2 separate regions of the Mus musculus genome follow, and region 1 is linked to region 2. A link is a contact called in ENCODE POLR2A ChIA-PET data. All regions are on one chromosome and are shown on one strand. Each heading gives the region's core, a stretch centred on a gene start or an enhancer-like site at or near the end of the contact. The rest is flanking DNA. Distances are from core to core; before and after follow the strand shown. Region 1 holds the start of Tatdn2 (TatD DNase domain containing 2). Region 2 holds the start of Brk1 (BRICK1, SCAR/WAVE actin-nucleating complex subunit).

What was found. ChIA-PET counts read pairs that join two places held with the same protein, here RNA polymerase II (POLR2A).
Region 1: POLR2A ChIA-PET joins it to region 2 with 11 read pairs in embryonic stem cell. The contact joins the promoter of Tatdn2 here to the promoter of Brk1 in region 2. POLR2A ChIA-PET finds 5 or more read pairs at or near these places in 4 of 5 experiments (Patski and embryonic stem cell).

What each region holds. Positions count from the first base shown.
Region 1 is chr6:113,695,673-113,698,605 of GRCm38, reverse strand. It overlaps Tatdn2 (TatD DNase domain containing 2), which reads right to left and starts at 1,556. Exons shown (of 8, transcript NM_001347356.1): 1 at 1,005-1,556; 2 at 489-899. The coding sequence starts at 893.
Region 2 is chr6:113,603,129-113,606,148 of GRCm38, reverse strand. It overlaps Brk1 (BRICK1, SCAR/WAVE actin-nucleating complex subunit), which reads right to left and starts at 1,377. Exons shown (of 3, transcript NM_133937.1): 1 at 1,253-1,377. The coding sequence starts at 1,370.

The DNA of each region.
Region 1 (2,933 bases), core at 307-2,806, 92 kb before region 2:
TGGAATTACAGGGGCTTGTGAACCACCTGACCTGGGCTCTCAGAACCTGTGTCCTCCTTCAGCAGCTGTATGTGCCTTCTTCTCTCCAGCCCCAAGGGCAAACTCTATAAATTGACCGAAATCTACATCATCTTTCCTGGGCATTATTCCACCTTCCATTGTGCTGATCCTCCAGTTCCACTGTCCATTTACAATCACTCGAAGGTTGCAGAGATCCCTCCAAACTATCTATAATCACTCTCTCTGGGATGGCAGACCACAACCATTATCAGGCTTTCCTAGTAGTTCCAAATGCCACCAAGTTTGAAAACCCCCTCCATACTGAGCTCTACCCCTCAACACCCTCCCCCTCGCCCCCCCCCACACACACACCAGGCCCTCCACAGGAAAGATCTAATTTTTATTCTCTTCCCACCAAATGTCTTCTCTCCACCCCTCAAACCACGTGCAAGGGACTTCACTGTTTGCCAGACGTCGCTGCCACGTACCTTAACGCTACAAGCTTCCTTCCGTAGAGAAGCCATTTCTTCTAGAGAGGAGTGGGCAGGGTGCAGAGGGGACCCCTTGGACGTAAATAGTCTCCGAGGGCTCGCAATCAGGAAGCCAGGGGAAGCGGCCTCACCCACACCTGAGCCCGAAGAGAGAGAGGACGAAGAAGAGGAAGAGGAGGTGCGACGGCGGACTGAGCTCCGAGGAGCGCGGGCCACATCGTCCCCGCGCCGGACTTTCAGACGCTGGGGGCTGCTGGCCCCTCGAGGACGCGACGCACACCTGCGACCTGGCCGGCTGGAGGGGGCCACATTGCCGGGCTCCCGGGGGCGGCTGCGCTTGCTGGGACACCCTTCCGACGTGCTGCCCCAGTGATACTTGACCTTGCGCCGCTCCGACGCCATGGGCACCTGCCAGGGACAGAGGAACGACGATTGTAGCAGCAGCCTTGGCGGCTGCTCGCCTCACACCGCCGGGAAGCCGCTAGGGCAACGGCGGGAATCGGCCCCACTGACCTTTCCCGTTCCTGTCGTCTGCCCATTCCAGTGCTACGGGCTTCGGGGACGCCACAGCGCTCCGAGAAGCGTCCGCGGGCCGAGCGCCGAGCCCGAACAACGCGCAGCCCAAGTCCGCGAGCGCGGCTGTCAACAGCGCGCCACTCCCGAGACGCCGAGGCGCTTCCGGCGCGGCGCGGCGCGGTGCAGCGGTCTGCCTTCCGAAGCCCTGCGCGGGGGGCCGAGCGCGTGCGGAGCCGCCTTTTGGGCCGCACGCGCCCGCAGGCCCCGGACGCCAAGGGCGGGCCGCGGGCGGGGTGGCCGCTCGCCTCCCGCCGCCCCGTCCCGCCCCGGGCCTGAGGGAGCCACTGGCCTCCGGAGCCGCGCGCCGGAAGTCACCTCCGCTCCTCCAGCTGACCCGGCCCAGCGCCGCACCGCGCCCTCATCCAAGGCCTCGGCCCCGCCGCCTACTTCGCAACCTCGGCGTCAGCTCCGCGGAACCTGCCCAGCGGCCGGCGGCCGGCGTGCGGCAGGGGCGGAGCCGGCGTCAGGGACGGCGCCGATTGCTCCAACGGGAGAGGGGCGTGACTTCGGGCAAGACGGAGCGCGCCTGTTGGTCCGACGTTCTGGGGCGTGCCCCTACGCCTCACGAAGCTCTGTGGTTGGTTGGGAGCGATATGTGGCGGAGCTTCTCACGTGGCCCTGGATCCGCGCGAAGGGCCTGCTGGGGACGCCCGGGAGCCGAAAATACCGATGGAGGGTAACTTGGCGGGCCTCTTGGTACCGGACGCGCGTGCCAAACATTGTCACTCACTCACCTACTCACCCATCCCCCCTCCCCCTTTTTTTTTTTTTTTTAAAAAAAACAACGCAGGAAACTGTGGCTCGATAAAAACCAAGCGACACACCCAGAAAGTGACGGAATTGGGGTTAGCAGGCACAAGCCATACACACACAAAAAACAGAACCAGGCCTGCCGGATAGACCTGTAAAACCAACTGCTCAGGAAGAAGAGGCAGGACGATTGACAAAGTCCAGCCTAGACGTTTTAGAACCTGACTACAACTAAAAAAATTTTAATAGCGGGGGGTGGGGAGAACAGAGAGGTGCCTGAAGCAGCCATAGTAGCTCACATTGGTAATTCCATTTGGGTCGCTGAGGCTGGGGAACTGCTGAGTTCGAAGCCAGTTTGGGATAGCTAATGAGTTCCGATCAACCTAGGCTTCCGAGTGAGATCAAAAGAAAAGAAAAAAAAAGAGAGAGAGAGAGAAAGAAAAGAAGAGATATAACCCCACATCAAGAGAGCCGTAGGACAGAGGATCCAGAGTTCAAGGTCACCTCCTAACTTCTTGAGACCCTGTTTCAAACCTTCCCACACCAACCCCAGAAAAGGTAATGATTGCAGCTCAATAGCAGAGCACTTACAGGAGAAGCAAGCTTTTGATCCTAATCACCAAATTACCCAGGTGTCACACAAGTCTGTAAGTAATCGCAGCCCTCTGGAGGTGTTGGAGGGGAGGGTCAGGAATTCCAGACCAGCCTGTGACACTTAAAATGCCCCCGCCCCCCAGAACCAAAACAGTAAAGAAAAGAGTTTGTCCTACTACTTCATTCCCAGACTGCTCTTGGCCAACAGCTGTGGTGGCAAGAACTAAAGGCTCTCCACACTCAGCTGGCCTTCACTTTTTTTTTTTTTTTTAATTACCCAATGCAGGAGCCAAACCCATGGAATAGCACCTCCCATACTCAGAGTCTTCTGTCTTCAGTTCATCCTCTCGGTAAACTCCCTCCTAGTCACAGCCAGAGCATATCTAACTCCTAGAGGGTTGTTAACCCAAGTTCACAGTGAAGGTTAACCATCCCAGAAGCCATCTCTATTTGTTTGTGGGGTTTTTCTTTTTTTTTTGGGGGGGGGGGTGTCGTTTTGTTGTTTTGGTTTGATTTGATTCT
Region 2 (3,020 bases), core at 128-2,627:
GACTTGGGAGTTCCTCCTGGTCCTCCTGCCTCTGCATCCTGAGTGCTGCTATTAAAGGCATGGTGTGTGGGTGCTAGGCCAATACTCTACAGACTAGGCATCCCCTGCCCCTTAATGATGCATTTCCAATTTCCTTTTTGTTCTCTTTTCTCAAAAAACAAAAACAAAACAAAACAAAAAACCCCCAACCAACCAAAAAACAAAACAAAACACAAAAAAAGGAGGAAAAAAAAGGAGAGAGAGAAAGAAAACTCTAAGAAGTGGGGGATGCCGGGGTCTTGTGCTTACCACTCAGGAGCCCAATCCCTGAACTACACCCCGTAATTGAAGCTACTGTTCGGTTACCTTCTATCATACTACTTAGGACTCATCGGGTCTTTAGCTAGAAAATATACGATTCACTTTAATTTTTTTCAAAATACAGCACTTTCTCCCCAAGATGCTGAAAGTTGCTAATTAGTAGAACCAAAGCACTCTAGTGAAAAAGATCACTGGATGCCATCTGCACGTCTTGTATTGTGTAAGAAGGTCCCTGAAAGAACCCTTCCGGAGACCATAAGAAGTCTGTAACAGGTTTTCAGTCCAGAAGGCTAGGAACGCACGCAGAAAGAAATCAAGACTGTCACTAGCCGGCCACACCTAGGAATAGTTTTTTGGAAAAGTGGACTCTGCTGAAACCATCTGCCCTGTAAAATCCGAGGAGCCAGACAGAAGCATCCAGAGCACCTACCATGAAGCAGATACAGGGCTAGAAAAGCCATTCCCAAGGCCCGAGCGGGCCCCATCCCTTACAACCCTCAGCACTAGCACCAAATCGAGCCGGGGATGAATGAACCTGCCGGGAGTGGTTAAACGGGAGCAATAGAAGGCATGACATCAAAGGGGTTCGGACTTCTTCCTGAAGGAGATGGACAACGAGCAGGAGTCTCTCAACAGTAAGCGCGACCGTGACCGTGACACGGCTGCGCACTGCCTGCCAAGTGAAGACTGGCACGGAAGCGCGGCGCAAACCGGGGCGGATGATGGATGGGCCTAAGAGGCTGGACAGTGGGCGTGCTGACGAGCGCAAGTGGGGCATGGCAACGGGCAGGGTAGACCCTCGGAAACGGCCCAGTGAGGCTCGGGGTGAGGGCACTGGGGCCGGCGGGCAGCCAAAGAGGAAGCGAGTAGCCAGGGCGGCGCGCCTCTCCTCCCCGCCGCCGGCCGCCTCCCAGGCCTCCCTCCTCCCAGCCTCCCCTGCTCGCCCGCTGACCGAAAGAGTTGAGAAAGTCTGAGATTTTCTTGATGCTGCTGGTGATGATCTCAATGTACTCCCGGTTCGCCCAGTCCTGGTGAATCTCCCGCTGCACCGGATCCTCTTGTCCCGCCATGGCGGCCGCCTGAGGAAGAGTGACTGCGCAGGCGCCGCGACCTCTACAGGCCTCCAGCGCGCCTGCGCCGCCAGCCAGTACCCGAGTGTTCGAGCCCCAGAAAGGGCTGGCAGAGCGACGCGCGTGCGCACTCTAATCCCTGCGCTCTAGCTTGGCTCCCACGCTGGGGTAAACAAGATTCCTCCACTCGCGATGTGAAGACTAAGAGCTACCCTGTCCCCGGTTACAAGCACCCGCTGACCACTAGCGGATCTTGTCGTTAGGGGGCGCCCACACATTCCCACCTCCGCCTAAGGGTTGCTCCAAGCTCTCTTGCACCTTGTTAGCTGTGATGGGCACAGTCCACGAATCCCGTTTATTCAGAATGCTTGTCATGCTTGGGTCACAACTCTGTTCATTCTCGTTTTCTTTTAAAATTTGTTGTTGTTGTTGTTTTTCGAGACAGGGTCTCTCTGTGTAGTCTTGGCTGTCCTTGTACTCCCTCTGTAGACCAGGCTGGCCTCGAACTCACAGAGATCAGCCTGCCTTTCCCTCCGGAGTGCTGAGATTAAAAATGTGGCCACCACCGCCAGGTTAAAATTATTTTATTCGTATTATATGTGAGCGCTTACGTGGCACAACACGCGGGCGGAAGTTACAGGACAACTTGCAGGAGTGGGTTCCTCACCTTCCATCTTGTGGGACTGAACACTCAGATCATCAGCTTCAGTGTCTTTATTGTTCGAGGTGTCCCACCAACTCTGAATCTCCATATTTACCAAATGAGCAAAATACTTTTCTTTCTTTCTTTCTCTTCTCTCTCTTTCTCTCTCTTTCTCTCTCTTTCTCTCTCTTTCTCTCTCTTTCTCTCTCTTTCTCTCTCTTTCTCTCTCTTTCTCTCTCTTTCTCTCTCTTTCTCTCTTTCTCTCTCTTTCTCTCTCTTTCTCTCTCTCTTTCTCTCTCTTTCTCTCTCTTTCTCTCTTTCTCTCTCTTTCTCTCTCTTTCTCTCTCTTTCTCTCTCTTTCTCTCTCTTTCTCTCTCTTTCTCTCTCTTTCTCTCTCTTTCTCTCTCTTTCTCTCTCTTTCTCTCTCTTTCTCTCTCTTTCTCTCTCTTTCTCTCTCTTTCTCTCTCTTTCTCTCTCTTTCTCTCTCTTTCTCTCTCTCTCTCTCTCTTTCTCTCTCTCTTTCTCTCTCTCTTTCTTTCTCTCTTTCTTTCTTTCTTTCTTTCTTTCTTTCTTTCTTTCTTTCTTTCTTTCTTTCTTTCTTTCTTTCTTTCTTTCTTTCTTTCTTTCTTTTTCCAAATCAGGGTTTGTCTGTGTAGCCCTGGCTGTCCTAGAACTCACTTTGTAGACCAGGCTGGCCTCGAACTCAGATATCCGCCTGTCTCTGCCTCCCGAGTGCTGGCATGCGCCACCACGCCAAGCTGCCAAATACATTTTTAATGCTAATACCCAATGATGGACCGGCTGAAGCAAAATGGTAAGTCACAGTGTAAACTCATTCCATTTCTATCAAGAACTGCAAAAATAATCTCCAACCTTTTTACCTAATCGTTTCATTAAAAAAAAATCGTTAAAGGAACGTAGTCGTACATGCTTATAATTTCAGCACTCAAGAGACTAAGGCAGAAGAAGGCTTGTCCAAACAATGGTCTAGTCAGTCCATGTGTGGT